Linked DNA regions of Mus musculus: region 2 is linked to region 1. Evidence: chromatin loops called from intact Hi-C (ENCODE). Cell type or tissue: heart. All regions are shown on one strand. Each heading gives the region's core, and the rest is flanking DNA. Links, peaks and the distances in the headings are about the cores only.

Region 1 (9,104 bases), core at 717-8,716:
CGTGGATTACATAGTAAGTTTAAGGCTAGTCTAGATAATTAGTGAGCTACCATATATAAATAAATAAATAAATAAATAAATAAATAAATAAATAACAAACAGGAGTCAGGGATGCAACTCTGTGGTAGAACACTGGAATGCTTTAAAAAAGCTCAAGGCTCAGTTCCTACTGTCTAAAGACGGGGGTGGGGTGGGGTGGGGTGGGATAGGGTGTGGTGGGGGGTGGGGTTAAAATTTAATAAATAATTAAAAAAAAAAAACAAAAAACAAAAAACAAAAAAACCCAGGCAAGCTAGTTTGGGCCAGTGTAGAAACAAATGTGCCAGCACTGCAGAGCAATTGACTTGATTCTTAAAATCTCCTTGAACTGGGGGATTTCGTGACGCTCTGATTCCCCTGGAGGCAAAGACTGGAGACCCATAGTGGCCTTCTTGTCCTGTCTTCAGTAGGTGGGACCTTTCAGCTCTATCTAACTTGATAACTTTCATGGTTATTTTTCACTTAAAGGACTGAAAATTGTCTACAGCGTCTGATTTTTTTTTTAAAAGGAATTTGGGGAAGGACATAATGAATTATTCAGAGACGTCAAGTTGCATCAAGACAGACATCTTGATACAAATTACGATTCTAAAATTGTTAGTAATCTGTTTTATTCATGCACTCTACTTACAATAGAAGGCTTGCTGCTGACAGTTCTTAGATCACTCATGATCCCACATCCCACGGTGCTCTTTGAATGGGTGCTAAATCTGGTGGGGGGCTGGGCGGGGTGACATCTAATGGATGCTGTGAATCTTAACTTTCCTGGGAAAAGGTTACTCATTAGGACTTACAAATGATGTATTCAATATCTCCATTGATGCAATTGCTTTCTCTTGGAACAGGTACCAAAATACAGTTTGTGTTCTATATGGGGTGGAGTCTTTTCAGAACAATTTTAGCACAAATACTTCCTTTGGGGTTTTAGTATAACTCCTTCTTTTGTAGTTGAAGCTGTAGACAGTTTGTTCAGAAGATATAATGGCTCTTCTGCCGATCCTTTGAAAACACACAAATCTTTTTCTGGTTTCATTTTGATTTTCTTTTTAATGAGTGTGAGTTCCCCCTTGACAGTTTTTCTGCAGGCCTGAGAGAAAGCGTCAACCAGAGAGGGTGCTTGGACTCAGGTGTAGTAGAGGTACCACTAGATAGAGCATCAGATCACATCCCATCACCTGCCTGCCACTCAGGGCCAGGCTATCATTCCTGAGCAGTCCAGATGCTACTGGTACCTGGGGTGCCTCATGATGCATCTGCTGCCTCTAAATAAAACCCATATTTAGGAACATCAGAACTCTTGCCAATATGACAACAGCTGCATATTCAGGAATCCTTACAGAACATGATAGAACCCCAAACTGATAGATCTGGGAACAAGGCTAATGGTTCATCCATGCACCAGGTATATACAGACAACTATATAAAGAGCACTCTGAAGGCACCAGGACACTAGTGGTCTTTCCGTCCTGGGAGGTTGCTCTAGTTGAAGAAACTGATAGTGAACACGTACCCAAATGACGGCTTTTGTTTTTCCCAGACAGGGTCTTATGTATCCAATGTTGTCTTCAAACTTGCTGTGTAGCCAAGTATTACCTTGAATTTCTGATCCTCCTGTGTCTACCTCTAAAGTGCTGGGATTATACTCTCAGGGGACAGTGCCACTAAACCCAGTTTTATACAGTGCTGGGGATCAAACTCAGAGCTCCACGTGCTAGGTATTAGTTGAGTTATAGCCACAGCCCAACACAAACATTTTTATCTAAAGTAATTCTGGATGTGAGGTAGGAAAAATAACAACAAAACAAGCAAATTCCCAGGTAGATAGGGAGAAAAGAGGGGCCTCTCTTCTTTTAGATCTTGAGGGATGACTTTGCTAGGATGGAAATTTTACCCCGAGACTCTTCAGGATATGTATAGACTCAGTCTAGACAGAAACAGAGAGTAATGCAGAGAAAAGGACTATCGTGGGCAAAGAGAGCAAGGTGCAGGCTGAGACAGGTGAGCTGGGCAGCAGAGAGTGGTGAGTGGGTTTGATGAGTGCTGAGCGATTTATTCAGACTGAATGGTAGAGGGGAGCCAGTTGTCAGAAGAGGGGACAAAGTACCCAGTGGGCATGAGGGTCTGAGACTAGCCGTTGCCACGTGCTATCGCTTGAGTCACGGATGACAGAGGCCACACTGAGTGTAAAACATGAAGCATGGCAGAACAGAAAGGTCTGTGGGAAGGAGCAGCCTCATGTCCTGAGTAGTCACCTCAGCTTCTGGGTGGCTCAGCACAGCAACCCTTGGGATGAACCTGCTCTGTAATTAGTGTCTGAGGCTGATGTAGTGAAGGCTGGGCATATAGGTCCACTCGGGGCACAGTGCAGCAGGGATTGTGAGAAGAGAAAGCCCCAAGAACTCTGAGCGGGAGTCTCTCCATGACAGTGCCCTATATTTGGCATTTAAACAGGTGTAGTGCCTGTCCTCCAGGCTTGGGGGCCGCATTCCAGTTGATTCACATTCTTGTATCTGTCTCAGCTTCTGCCATGGGACATGGGAGATCTGAGTAGAGGAATCTGTGACTCAGAGATGGTCAGAGAGAGGCTGAGCCATAGAAGCCCTCTAGCATCTTATCTTGGAACAACAACAACAACAACAACAACAGACTCAGAGAGTTACAGGCTCATACAAAGACACATAGCATGCCTGAACAGCTGGGCTTGGGAGAAGCCTGCCACGTTTACAGAGAGTTTTGAGTGATACTTTCATAGGTCTTCATTAAATCCTGTAGGGTCCAAGTTTTAAAAATCCTTTCAGAATCAATGTATTTAAGGATTAAGCCCATCAAAACCCCAGGACTATTTCAAGTAAACAGCTTACAAGTGGAATCTCAATGTCGCCCAGATAATTTCCTTTGTATGTGCACTGTGGTAATTGGGCTCCTGTCTCTCCAGTGAAAAGCCAAACAGTTTCAGATCTAATGAGTCCTGGCCACTAGGGCAGATAGATTTCGGAATTCTCTATTTATAGCATCTTCCAGTGTCACTTGCACCTTTTCTTTAATCAGCACTGAGCTGTCATGCAGCCCACAGGAGCCTTGAGCATACAGATGAGCAAGCTGGGGTGTCTGTGCCAACAATTCGGGGTGCAGGTTGGAGCTGAAGGCTTAGTGTGGGATGTTGGCTTCTCTGCAGAAACAATGCTTTCTCCAGACCAACATTGGATCAAGCCTTAGAAATTGTTGAGTGCACTTGGCAGAATTGAATGATCTCTCTCTCTCTCTCTCTCTCTCTCTCTCTGTCCCTCCCTCCCTCCCTCCCTTCCTCCCTCCCTCCCTCCCTTCCTCCCTCCCTCCCTCCTTCCCTCTCTTGACCTGCAGAAGTTTTGACATTCTGTGTGCCAGGGAGAGTTAAAATGATCCAGACAGGGCTGCAAAAACCCCGTCCAGGAGGATTTCGCTGAGCTCAGAGATCAGGAAAACAAGCAAGGAAGAATGTGGTTTAAAATGGAAAATAGGAATTAAAACAGAGGCCAATCCTGACGGATCCTAAAGCCTAGTCCACTTAGGAAAGCAAGAGTGTTTTTCAAGCCTGCCACCAGCGTGTTAGTGAGAAGGGGTAGGTTACATGTGAGCTTTGCTGAGTTGGGAGGCAGAGCAGTCAGACAGGAAAGGCTCTGGACCAGGACTCTGTGGTCTTGAGTTGGCTGCAAGCCACTGAGTCTCCCAGAGCCTCAATTGCCTTACCTGTTAGCTGGGAACAATAGCAGTCTGTCTCTGAGTGCTGATGTGATGAGTGGATCAAAGGAGATGAGGCACGAAGACAGAAGTTTGTAAGCCAGGCACTTCATTCAGAGATGTGTTTCTTCCCAAATTTGAAGGCCACTCTACACATTCAGATAACCTGGAGTCTTAGAGATGTTACCAGCCTCTCCTAGGACATTTTTCATTCATTATTCTGAATTTTGCAAAGCCCTTGCTTGTCATTTAGCTGGGCAAGCCCTGCTGCAGTCTCAGTCCTCACCAGTGGGGGGTGCCGACCTGAATGGAGTAGAGATCACCAGGTGGCCCAGGTCAGTTGCCTTGATTAGGTCTGTGTGTCCTCCCTCTCTGCTTACTTCTCTCCCCCTCCCCAGGTTTTTCCTGGAATTTTTCCTTTTAATGTCAACTCAGCTGCAGCCTGCTGGGGTTTGGTGAACAAATGACTGTCTGAGATTCAGAGGAACTATTGTTCACAAAACATACCATTTTGCATGATTTTTTAATTCTGTTACATTAAACTGACACGATCAATCTGGTGGGGAGGGAGCAGGGTAGATGCTCAGGGAAGAGCATCTTCATGTTCATCTTAATTCAGTCAAGATTAGTGAGAGACCGTGTGGTTAGGAACTGAACAGGAATTGAAGTACAGAACTCAGCAGACACACAGGGTATCTTAATGCATGTAGACTGTCATCCTCTGTGTCCTAGTGTGGAACTGACAGGGTGGGGGTTCAGCACTGCTTTAAGTCAACAGGCAGAGTCACTTTTGACCCTTAAAGCTGGGTTAGCCCACTTCTGATGTGTGTGTGTGTGTGTGTGTGTGTGTATGTGTGTGTATATGTGTGTGTGTATGTGTGTGCTATGTGTGTGTCTGTTGCATGTCTGTGTATATGTGTGTGCCATGTGTGTGTCTGTTGCATGTCTGTGTGTCTGTATGTGTATGTGTGTGTTGTGTGTGTCTGTGTGTGTCTGTGTGTGTCTGTGTGTATGTGTGTGTATGTGTGTGTGTCTGTGTGTCTGTATGTGTATGTGTGTGTTGTGTGTGTCTGTGTATATGTGTGTGTATGTGTGTGTGTCTGTGTGTATGTGTGTGTGTCTGTGTATCTGTGTATCTGTGTGTGTTGTGTGTGTTTGAGACAGAGACTTACTCTGGATTCAAACTGCCTTAGTCTTCCAGTGCTGACCATTCAGGAATATGCCACCATGCCTGGCTAGCCCCACATTTCAATGGTGTCGCCTAAAATGACTGTCCCCTAGTCTAAGCAGAATGTCTTTGCCTTGTGATTTTGAGTGTGTCATTCATACTAAGGGGCAGTGCCTCTTAAAAGGAAGATGCAGGAGTATGGGGGCTTTCCAGGGTTACGGAAAGCCCTGAGCTTAAACTCCAGCACAAAAGGAGAAAGAGGAGGAGAAAAAGAATGTGAAATTCCACCTCCAAGTCTGAAAGAGGGGAAAGGAGAAACCCAAGAGATACTCTGCTGACAGCAGACAAAAGGTAGGAGCAAGCCAGGTGGCCACAGACAAGTAAATGGACAAACAAAATGAGGTCTGCTCATGCAGAGAAGTCTCACCCAGACATTAATTCTGGCACATGGATCAAGAAAGTTGACTCAGTGGATTAGAGTGTTTGCAGCTGTACCCACATAAAAACACTGTCATGCGCACTTAAGTATCTGTAAACCCAGTGATGTGCAGAAGTAGGGGAAACCAGAAACAGGAGCCAAGCTTCAGGTTCAACAAGAGGCCCTAGCTCGAAGAAATATGCAGAGAGTGATGGAGCCAAATACCTGACATCCTTCTCTGTCTGTCCTCATATAGGCATGCATGTATGAGCACCTGCACATACGTGTGTACACACATATACCATAGGCACATGCTCCCTAACACAAAAATCTAACGATGGCACAAGATGAGTGGTCCTTGAGGGCAAATGCTAGATGGAAAACCAAGTCACAAAAGGACACCTGCTGTGTGGCTTTCATCATGGTACACTTAAGAGTAGTTAGGAGTAGTTGCTAGGGCCCTGGAGGATTGAGAAATAAATTAGTGTTTCAATGGTACAACATTTCAGTTTGGGGCAATGAAAGGATACAGAGATGGATGGTGGTGATGTTTATAGAGCAATGTGAACATGCCCGGGGCCCAGAGCTGTGCACTTGAAAACAATTAAAATACCAAGTTTCCTGTATGCTTTACAGGAATAAAACAAGTTCTAAGTAAAATGAGACACTAGGTACCTGTAGGTCTTCCTTGCCCTACTACTGCCTACAAACACTGGTGACCCCTGTCTTCAGTACTTTGGCCAAGATGGCAGCCAGTGCTTCTTCCTTCCTCTGTGGAGGTAGGAAGAGTAGCAATTACCAAGGTCTATCCTGGACAGCCTGGAGAAGGCCTGGACTGAAGCTTCAAGTGTGGCAGGAACCAGTTGGAAGAACACTAAGTGGCCTCTCCACCCTTTCCCAGTCAGTACCTGTGTCTTCCTAGGTTCCATGTCTCCTGTGCCATCTGTCATAACAGCTGGTGTTCCCCAGTGCCAGTATATATGATGTGAATGGTTATACACCATGCCCTATGAGAAAGGCTTTATAAAGTGGAACAACACTTAAGAATTCTTTGGTCCCCACAGAAGAGAGAACCACACTGAGGATGAAGAAGACAGTTGTCCAAGGCTGTCAGACCAGACCCAACAGGGCACCTCCTATCTGGGAATCAGTGACTGGCACATGGTCATCTTAAACATATGTTCTCCATGGGCAGAGTAAGCAGCTAAGAGTTAGATTAGTAAATTTGCATGTAAAAATAAGCTATGGTTTTAACTGTTAACTGTATTATGTATTAGTAAATTTGCATGTAAAAATAAGCTATGGTTTTAACTGTTAACTGTATTATGTATCTCTGTGCGTGTGTGTGTGTGTGTGTGTGTGTGTGTGTGTGTGTGTGTGTACACATGTGTGCAGGTTCCTAGAGAGTTTAGAAGTGGGCATTGGATGCCCCAAAGCTAGAGTTACAGGTAGTTTTGAGCCACCTGATATGGGCCCTGGGAACCAAACCCAGGTCCTCTGAAAGAACAGCAAATATTCTTAAGCACTAAGCCATCTACCTCTTCAGCCCCCAAGTTTGTGATTTTAAAATCAGACCAGAATAGTGGCCTTTCTCTATGAAGGCTGGAAGCACCCATGATTATAGCAACCAGTCCATCCAATGAAAAATTTTAAACAATTATTCTTTAGAGGTATTGATTTGGGGTCACAGGAAAACGTATTCATATGCCTGTCCTACACCCCCATACTTGAACCATCTACCCTGTTATGAACACCTTGCATTGCTTAATGTGGAACATTTGTTACAGCTTAGCAATGATCAGTAAACAGCTCTAGCTAATGTTCACACCCATCACTGTGCATGCAGTGGGTTGTGAAACAGATGTGAAGACATGGAGCCATCTTACACATCACTATAGGTTGTTGCTGCTGCTCTGGAGAACCCAGTTCACGTTTTCAACATTTCCTCTGTCCAAGCTGTGATCCCTTCACGACCGGGCTCATTTCACCGATTCCAGAATGTCTTACGGTGGAATGTCAAAATGTGTGTAGACTTTTCAGGTTGCCTGCTCTCATGGAGGAGTGTGCAGTTAGGGTTCTCCCATCTCTCCATCTCCCATCACTTGTTTGTCTCATGAATAATAGTCTAGTCCTTCACCTTGGTTGTTTCCAGGCTCGGTTAGCTTTAAGATTTCCATTTTCAGGGTTGGAAAGACAGCACAGCAGTTAAGAGCACATGTTGCTCTTGCAGACTATGTGAGTCCAGTTCTCAGGGAATTCAGTTCTTCATACCTGTCAGGTGGATCATAACTCCCTGTAACTCCAGGTCAAGGGGATCCCACACTCTTCTGGCCTCCTCATATCTACAAAGCCATTCTCTCTCTCTCTCTCCCTCTCTCTCTCTCTCTCTCTCTCTCTCTCTCTCTCTCTCTCTCACACACACACACACACACACACACACACACACACACACAGTGTGACTTGGAGACCACCCTGGTCTACATAGCACCTTCCGGGCCAGCCATGGCTATCCAGTGAAACTCTTATCTCAAAATAAACAAAGAGTAACCAACTCTTGGGCTATATTATCTGTTACAGAAGTCATGGGCCCCATGAGGCTACTGAGCAGTATGTAGGTGCCTGTTCCAAATGCAGATGTTCAAACTAACTGTGAAATGCACATATTGGATATTTCCCAGTGTATGTTCATCGAAAAAGTTCCCAGAAATGAAAGAGCATGAAATACTGTTTATTACACATCACATTGATTATGTATGGAAGGGATTGGATTTTAGATTTACGAGATGAAATAAAACATGGTGTTAAAATGAGTTATGTTGATTTCTTTTACTTTTAAAAATGAGGCTACTAGGAAAAGTAAAATTATCTGTGCGGTCTCCAGTATTGTTCTCCAGGGCAGGGCTACCATAGAACAAAAGGAAATGTCCCTTTAACTATGGGCACATCGATTTATCGGGCACCTGCTGTATATGAGCACTGCTTAGGCAGCAGAGACAAGTCACTGACTGAAAGAGCCATGGTCTTGTGGGATTTAGTACTTGATAGGTTTGAAAACATTGGGTTTGTTTTTTCATGAATCCTGCACTCCTTTAAGAAGAGTGGTATTCCCATACAGAGGAAAGAGGCTGAGGAGGTGACCCCAGCATTTCTCAGATATGCAGCTTCAGACACATTCTTAACCTTTTATCTTTAGTGTCCTACTTGTAGACTGGGGATAAATAATCCCCTTCTCATGATGTTTGTTGCTCATACACTTGGAACAGAGGAAGCAGTCCGTGTAGATTCCATAAAATCGCTCAGCAGTTTTAGAGTCCTGTCTCCAAGCCACATCTCCAAAGCCAAGGGCACTGTTGCAGTTATCTGCGGATGCAAGGCTCTGGGCATGGGGGACTTGGTCTGGGGTTCACTCTGCCTTGTAAGTTCTCATTTCTAAGTCTTTACCTTTGCCTGTCTCTTGCCAGCAATGCCCCCGAGACACGCTTTCTGGCACACCCACCTCGCCTCTTGCTGAGTTCTAGTTGACTCCAGTGCAAGTCTTAAGCCAAAATATCAATGGTCGCTTCTCAGTTTTAACGTGGGGGGTCCCGTCTAGAGAGCCCCTGCTATAGCTGAGAACTGGAAATACCCATGGGTAGCTCCTCCTTCAAGCTCCGAGGTCTCTCTCTGCATGGGGCTGATACTTCTGTGGGTCTCTAATGACTGCACATGTTAAACAGTAGAGAGGATGCACTGAGATCATGCTGATAAAACACACTAACTAGT
Region 2 (9,104 bases), core at 267-8,266, 130 kb before region 1:
CCAAGAGCAGAAGAAAGCTTCATTTCTCTTCGTTATGCAGCCTCTCCTCTCAGGTGGCCTGGGTGCTGCCTAGTACGTCACCCGTGGAGCAGGCTCAGGGTATCTTTGGCTGTGCCCACCACAGTGCCTGGCAGCAGCTGGAAGGAAAAGCTCCACAGACCCTTTTCATCAGCCATGGGGCTGATGGGACAAACCAGCGAGTAACCTTAAACAAAGAAGCAAACAAGTACAATCACAAAACACCAGCTTTCTTATGGCTCATTTAATGATGGAACACTGTCTTAGTACTTGTCTTGTTGCTGCGGAAAAAAAAAAAAAATACTTGGGCAAGCAACTTTAAAGCAGGAGGAGTTTACTCGGCTTACCATGGCAGAGAGGGTGTGGCTGCAGGAACGTTAGGCAGCTGGTTCCAGGGCACCCTGTCAAAAGCACAGAGCAATGGCTCTCGGACCCCAACTCATTTTCCCCTTTTTAGTCAATGTGAGAGCCCACCAAGCCCATGGAATGGTCACCCACATTTAGTGTGTCTTCCCACCCTGGGTGACCCATCCAGATAATCTCTTACAGTCTCACACAGAGACTGGTTACCATGGTGATTGGTGATTCTCAATCCCATTGAGCTGACAATCAAAATTAGCCATTGTAAGGAGCCACTCTGTGTTAGTTCACTTAATTTTAACTTATTTAGAAATTTTCTAAATGGATTGGGAAGGACAGTGGAACAAATCCTCCAATTCTTTTCTCAGGATTCACCACGTGCCCACATGCCCCTCCTACCTCTGCCTTCTCAAGCTCTTGTACCCCCCCCCAATTCACTCATATACAAACATACACACACATACACACTCACTCATACACACATGCCTAAAAATACACGTACACACCTACTCATACACACACATACACACATACCAGATACCACACACTAGAACCATATTACACATATCACACAAATACACACACTAGACACCATTCACACATACCACACAGACAATCATCACACAAATACACACCACACACACCTACACACACACACACACACACACATATATATACACACACACATATATACACACACTAGACACCACACACACATATTACACATACAACATATAATACATACATGTATACATATACTAGATACCATATACTCATATACACATATCACACAGACACATCATATAATATACATACCACACATATACACACATATGCTCACATACACATATACACATACCACACATACATACATACATACCACATATCACACCATACACACATACCCCACATATCACCCACACCACACATACACCGTACATCACACACGTACACACACTATATCACACACACATACACAAATACATACACACCTCTCTCTCTCACTCCCTTGTGTATGTACAAATATACATTCTGATCTTCCTCTTTGGTGGAATAGTCTGTAAGCAGGCACTCTTCCAATGTTGAAGGCAACCCAAGTGGTGTCATGGGAAAGAACGAGGAAATCTGCTTTTCAACAGACTGGGCAGTTAGCACTGGCTTGTGTGAGAAGGTGACATCAGAGTGCTTCCGTGTGTACAGGCGGCAGTTAGCAGCGTCCATGTCTGTAGCAAAAGGAAAGGCGCTGTCCTGAGACAGAGCCACTGTCTTCCGAATGCTCACTCAGCTTTGCCATATTTGGGGCTTTGGCCTGTGTGAGTCCTCTATGGTTCTGAACTAACCTCATTTATTACTACCTTAGCCTCTCGGGGGCTGTCTTTGAAAAAGTGCCTTTCATTTTGCATGCATTCTCTAGCAGGTTTATTAATGTGCAAAGAGGCAGGGGCTTGTGCAGATCCGGGAAATGTTTAGTCAGCAGGGCCTCCCGGCCCTGTGAAATGCTTACAAGAGCTAAGCGACCTGGGATGACAAACAGACACACTTTTGCATATTAATAGCTGTGGCTTAATGTTGTAATTGTACTGAGGAATTCTGTACATCCACATATAGAGGGAAGTACAGGCCGTACCAAGTAGCCAGAACCTCAGCTCCTTCTACTGTGTAATGGAGGGTTTTGTTGAGTTTAGAGACCACTGGAAGGCCCCCACTGAGGCACTTTGGTGACTGCATGCTTTCTGATCTATTTAGATGCATATGTGGCTCAAGTGAAAGACACACACACCCTAGACCAGCAGGAGACAGGCACTTTCAGGCCCATTAGGCACTTTGTTGACTAAACAGTGGGGGAGTTGTGCAAGACAAACATTGCATACTGGTGTGAGGTAGAAATAACAACAGCTCACTCCAGACTGAGGTAATCTGAAACGTGAACCAATGATGTTACAAGATTCGGGGTGCTATGGAAGTGATGGGTAACCCCTAACAAACCCAGGTACTGTATGGGTTTGGCTTTTAAGTCCTCCCCATCTAGGCTCTGTAAAACCACTCTGGGGTTGCTCATCACTCTGACAGGTGGTGCTGTCGCTGAGGATAGGCACATGGCGGGTCTGTGGAGTGGGGAGGTGCAGGGAATGGCAGACTGCCGCTTGGTGCAGTCCTGCTTCTAGTTACTGACTGCATCTGGGCTCTCTGGCGCTGGCCTTTGCTGTCAGGAATGGTCCATCGATACCTTGAGATAGAAGTATTTAAGCCTGGGTTTCAGCAGGGTGTGATCAAGCATGGTTTCTCACAGGAAGCCCCCTAGCATGCTGCAAAGCATGTGGTTACACACGCGCATGCACATGCGCACACACACTTTCCAGAGCACTGGTAGGGGCTGCTGAGCCCCTGTACCAAGAAGAGACTCCCCAGGGAGGGGGAGACTCCAGGGCTAACTGGCTGTCTGAGAGGCAAAGAGGCTGAGAGGATTGTGAAGAGGCCCAAAAGACATGTGTTTTATACCGTGGTGACAGCGGTCACTGGGGGGCTTTCAGTGGATCAGTTTCTGTGACACCTGAGGAAGCAGGCACAGAAAAGAGGCCTCTGCTCATCCATGAGGTGTCGCAGTGACTTAGTTCTTAGTCACTCTGCAGTGAGTGTGGAATCAGGCTGGGCTCATCCAACATTCAGCAGGATCCTACCCTGGGACCTGAAGGGGACGTGGGGGCAGTTAGGGAGGTCAGAATGACTTTGCAAAGAAGGATTTATGTCTAAACTATTAGGTTGGAAGAGAATCTGTCCCCATGGGGATGAAAGTGACTAATGTCCGGCTGGTCTTTGAATCATCACTCATAGTCAGTACGCGGCAGCGGGCACCTCTGGGTTCTAAGTGCAGAGTATTTAGCAGTGAACAGGGCAGGAGAGCACTGTTCTCCTGGGACTTCTGTTCTGTGGGTGGAGGTAAGTCACGTGGTAAGCCAGCGAGCCCCAGAGGAGCACAGGGCCATTTAGAAACAGTCTTCCAAAGAAAACAAGCCTTGTGATGGCTCAGAGTAGTGTTGTGGAATTAAGATATGACGCCATTTTCAAATTCTGGCATCAGGGATGTGCTTGCTTAGCATATATGGAGTTTGCTAAGCCAGGTGTGGTGCAGCCTGCAACCCCACCTCCGGGGGAGCGGGGAGCTGGCAGAGGAGTAAAAGCTAGCCTTGGCTCCAGTGAACATCAGAAAACAAGGGACAGTTCTTACCACGAATGCATTTTGCCTTTTATTTATTGTTGGCATGCCCACAAATCCGAGCTATTGTTATTTTGACCGTTGTTTAGCAGTGCGGCAGACAATTTTCAGACAAGGGGTACGGCTTAGCAGGAGGACCTTCCCGCCCAGGACTCAGGGTGCTAGCCTCAAAACCGCAGAAACAAACAAAAATAACAACTACCACCCCTTTCAGATTCTCTTTTATTTTCCCTTTTACCAGTCTTACTGAGGGTGCTCAAAGGGGGAGACCCCAAAGACAGGCTACAAGAGCTAACCATGGAAAGATCTCTGTAGCTCCAAAACCCATGGAAAAATGTTTTGGGGTTTCCGGAGCCCCATTTTATCGGGACCTCACTTCCCACTCAGGAACCTTGGTGTTGTAGATTACTGCTTCCCAACCCCTCTCCTTAACTACAGGAAGGAACCCTGCCAACCACATGTCTCCCACTGGGAAAAATAATTGGCCCAGGGAGAAGGGCTATTTTTAGCATTATTTCAACTCAGGTTTAAACTGTTAGTTCATAGAATATGGTAGCTATTAATTTAAGATGTGAAGATACAGTTACTAAGCGTAGCTCCCTCCCACTCATTTGGAGTCTTTTGGCTGGGTGAAATGCTACTTATTGAATGGAGTGCAAGTTCCTTCTATCTGAAGGTTTCAGGTGCAGCCTAAATCCAGCAATGGCTTGGGAGCAATTGAAACATACTAGTGTGTGTGTGTGTGTGTGTGTAAGGGATGGGAGAATGAATTAGGATTCTAGGAAGGTATGATAAAAGGTGAGAGCAAATACAAGGCCAATGTTTTAAAACCAACCTTCTTGCCCCTGTATGTAGAAGCGTGATAGGAATACATATTCTCTGGAGCTGGTTTAAAAGAAGAGAAGAAGCCATTTAAAATCTCGCATCTCACTCTCTTTTGCTATACATCCATTTCATATATGCAATTTTACTCCTTTTTCCTACTTTCTTGATTTCTTTTTCTTTTTCTCTTTCTTAATCTCCCCCCCCCCCCCCAGACAGGGTTTCTCTGTGTAGCCCTGGATGTCCTGGAACTCACTTTGTAGATCAGGCTGGCCTTGAACTTAGAAATCTGCCTGCCTCATGCCACCACTGCCTAGCTACTTTCTTGATTTCTTAAAGTTTTTTGTTGTTGTTGTTGTTGTTGAGAAATTAAGGGTTGGGCATATAATATTTTTACTTGATAAATGTTCTGTTGTAATTTTCTTTTCTTTCTTTTTTCCTTAATGGGGCCGTGTATCTTGCCACATTGCCAAGGTATATCTTGAAATTGAGCCTCCCACCACTTGGTAGCTGGGGTATAAACAGAGGAGCCGCCATGCCTGGCTTTCTTCTGTCACTTTTTACCCTTTTACAGAACTCTCTATTGCAGAGTTCCCTTTGCTTCTTCCCAAGAAAGGCTGAGATGAGGCTGTTTTGGCATACATGTCTATGGAAATATCGAATTTTCACAAGAGAAATGGTTAAACGTTAAATGATTTACTGGGTCCAGCAGTAGAGCATTTCTTAGGGTGTTTGGTACACACTGCCAAGTTACTCTCCCCAAACAGCACAATCTCACATTCTCAGTCGCTGCCCAACTCATGCTGGGGTTTATACTTCCAATGAATTATTAATCTGATAGATGATAGACATGCCATTTCATTGTGAGACCTTAAGATAAGGAAGACAGGGTGGTGCAGGAAAACTCTACTTGCTTTAGTTTCTTCAAGTCCTTGTCTGGTTAAGAGCAAAGATCCTTGTTTAGCTGAGAATAAATATTTTTTCTGAGAACTGCTCAGTTTAATGGTTCACAGGTGGATTGTCTGTCTGTCTGTCTGTCTGTCCGTCTGCCTCCTTTTCCTCCTATTCCCTCCGTCCCTCATTGGAGCTACAGTAGGTATTAGGTTTATGATTGATAGCTCTTAATGCTGAATCCTCGACTCTATCAGTGAACTCCAGAGCTTTGTTGTAACTTCAAGTCCCGTGATCTGTCATTTGTCACTGAGAGAGGATGGCCCACTCAAGAAGGCTCTTCTCCTTAGTGCCTTTGTTCATGATTCAGAAATAACACCTGCGTCCTGACATTATCACTACCGCCTGAATGTGTTTTAGACCTCTTATGGAGTCTTCACAGTGCAAGAGTTCCCTGTGATATCACCTAAGTGCCAAGGCTTAGGGGTCACTGTGTTTCTGTTTCCTTCTTCAAGAGAGCTAGTACCTACCATTGCTGACATTTTTTATTTGGATCTCAGGACTTTCTTTTTATTTTCTTCTCTTCTTCTTTCTTTCTTCCTTCCTTCCTTCCTTCCTTCCTTCCTTCCTTCCTTCCTTCCTTCCTTTCTCCTCCTCCTCCTCTTCCTCCTCCTCCCCCTCCCCCTCCCCCTCCTCCTTCTCCTCCTTCTGGTATCAGGTACTGAGCTCAGGCATGCTAAGCAGGCTCTCTACCATTGACAAACATTACTTTTAATCTCAGGGCTTTCTTTCTATTGTTAATATTTGTGTCAGTATACAGGACAAATGCTTTTATTCTGTGGGTAATACAAGTAAATCTTAAAGTGTTTGGATAACTTCCTTGAGATGACTTGAGATGACAGAACTAGGAATAGACAATGCTGGAAACTGAACTGATTCCAGAACACTTGTTCAAACGTCCCGAGTCCCAGATCTTTAAGAACTGGAAGGAAACACCAGAATAATATTAAAGTAATACTTATCAATTTTCAGCAGTTGGGGAGATGGGTCAGTCAGTAGAACTTTTGCTATTTTCGAGTTTTTTCACTTGGGCCTTCATTCTTGTTTAGCTTCTTTGAGTCTCTGAAGTATAGCATGGGTATCCTGTATCTTATGGCTAATATTCACTTATAAGTGAGTACATACCTTGTGTGTCCCTTTTGGGATTGGGTTACCTCACTCAGGATGGTATTCTCTAGTTCCATCCATCTGCCTGCAAAATTCACGATGTCTTTATTTTTAATAGCTGAATAGTATTCCATTGTGTAGATGTACCACATTTTCTTCATCCATTCTTCAGTTGAGGGGCATCTAGGTTGTTTCCAGTTTCTGAGTATTACAAATAAAGCTGCTATGAACATAGTTGACCAAGTATCTTTCTGGTGTGTTGGAACATCTTTTGGATATATGCCCAGGGGGCCCCCACCCACTTGGAGAAGGGGGAGAGGGATGGGGAAAGGATTGTAGGAAGAGGTGACTGGGAGTGGGGCAGTGAGCTGGATACAAAGTGACTAAGTAAAAAATAATTAAATTTAAAAATTAAAAAACCCACTTTACCCTCATATATGTAATTGCAAATAGCAGGGTAGACTCTGAAGCCGTATCACATGCCTCCATTAAAGTCTTGACTCTGTCTCATTAGCTCTCAGTCCTAATTCAAGTGAAATAACAATTGCTTGATGATTCAGTCTACTCATCAGTATAATGGGAGAAATGTGTTTACTAAGTTTAATCTAATATATGAAATAAATGTAATCTTCTAGAAAAAAAAAACAAACTTTTTTTGCTGTGTAAACATGAGGGCTTGAGTTCAATCTCCCAGCATCCATATAAGAAAAACATATCTGAGTGTAGCAGTATGTACCTACAATCCTAGCACTAGGGGTGGTGGAGATAAGAGGGGATCCCTGGGGGCTTGCTGGCCAGGCAGTCTAGCCAGATCTGCCAGCTCCTGTTTCATTCAGATAAGGTGGAGAACAGCTTGGGCAGACAACAGATGTTGACCTCTGGCCTCTACGTGTAAGTGCATTTATGTGCATATGCACCTGCCTACACACAGATGTGTATATACATACCTACAAACACCCCTGGCCAATGTATAGTTCCAGCCCAGAGAGTCTATCTGCTTGCTCTAAGAGAGAGAGGCTGGAGCAATGAAGTGAATTAGAATCCTGACCACACCTTCCAAGGGAATTGTGCTTGAGCCTCTAAGCAGTTAAAAGAAAGAAATCAAAGTTGGCCTTGGACAAAGTTGGAAGACTGACTGGATGAGACGAGCTCCTGTGGATGGAGAGCCAAACAGCATGAGGAGAAAGTGTGATGGGGAGAGCCATAAACAGGGAAAGTTGCCTGAGAATGTTCAGAGGCTGGAAGTCACATGGTTCACCCAAGGCACAGTGTGGGCAGGACAGAGGGAGTGTTCCCCATTTGGAGGCTGTGTGTATTAGTATTCAGGGTAACCAGGAAGAGAATGGGGACCATAAGCAATTAGCCAGCGGGGAAGCAAATGGATGGTGGTGAGGTGGGTGGCCGCACCCTACTTGTCTGTCCTTTTAATAAGTAAAATGATGGCATAATTTCACCCATTCATTGAATGCTTATGCAATTAGGGTCCTGCTGCTGATAAAAGCTTCCAGAGATTTTAGTGCACCAGGCAAACAGAATTATGGTGTTTACTTTAAAAATCAAACTTGTTCTCTTTCAGGGACTTAATTGTATTTAAATGCTCAATTTTTATGTTTACTGGTTCTGCATTTTTCTTGCATAGATTAGGATCCAATTTAAATATATATATAGTTTGGCTGTAGAAAACATGGCCTGACAGACCGTGTTTTTATGTGGAATTGCAGAGTTTTGTAAGGATGAGAGTGTTACAGCCCTCACCCAAACCATATTGTCTTTAAAGCAGTAGATGAAATATAAGATGTTCCTTTTAACAGTTCCAGAAATTCTATCGATATAGTTTTAAAATTTTGGTAAAAGATATATTACAGACGTTACCATCTTAACTCTTTTTTTTGAGATGGAGTCTCACTATGTAGACTGGCTGGTCTAGAACTTTCTATGTAGATCAGGCTGGCTTCAAACCTGCAGAGATCCACCTGCCGTTGCCTCCCAAGTACTATGATCAAAGGTGTGTTTCTCTCAAGCCCTGCTCAACGTAACCATTTAAAATTTATTTAATTTAATTATTTTTGAAATTAAAATGTAATTGCAGAACTTTCCCCTTTTTCTTTTTCTCCTCCCAGCTCTCCCTGTGTATCCTCCCTTGCTTCCTATCAAATGCATGGCTTCTATTATTTAATAGTTAATGCAGATACACAGACACACACACACACACACACACACACAGACACACACACACAGACACACACACAGAGACACAGAGACACACACACACAGACACACAGACACACACACACAGACACACACACACACAGACACACATACACAGACACACACACAGACACACACACACACAGACACACACACACACAGACACACACACACACAGACACACATACACAGACACACACACAGACACACACACAGACACATACACACACAGACACACACACACATAGACACACACACACAGACACACACAGACACACACACACACAGACACACACAGACACAGACACACACAGACACACACACACAGACACACACACACACACACAGACACACACACAGACACACACAGACACACACACACACAGACACACACACAGACACACACAGACACAGACACATACAC

Evidence for each region. A loop is a pair of places that touch in the nucleus more often than their neighbours do. Peaks named below come from ENCODE experiments on the same cell type or tissue, not always from the same donor. Only the 100,000 strongest peaks of a DNase experiment are listed, where the experiment ranks them.
Region 2: a loop joins it to region 1, with 2.2 times the contacts of the local background. A loop is called at or near these places in 3 of 42 quality-filtered maps.

What each region holds. Positions count from the first base shown.
Region 1 is chr11:108,130,538-108,139,641 of GRCm38, reverse strand. The region is part of intron 3 of Prkca (protein kinase C, alpha); the gene reads left to right. Among named protein-coding and RNA genes, the nearest start is that of Gm51922, 23 kb to the right of the region's middle. In heart, for the core only: CTCF peaks have their summits at 3,020 and 4,010 (motif pointing right); no DNase peak of the experiment used is centred there; H3K27ac peaks cover 1,236 bases.
Region 2 is chr11:108,262,226-108,271,329 of GRCm38, reverse strand. The region is part of intron 2 of Prkca (protein kinase C, alpha); the gene reads left to right. Among named protein-coding and RNA genes, the nearest start is that of Prkca, 77 kb to the left of the region's middle. In heart, for the core only: no CTCF peak of the experiment used is centred there; a DNase peak (open chromatin) is centred at 3,269; H3K27ac peaks cover 2,615 bases.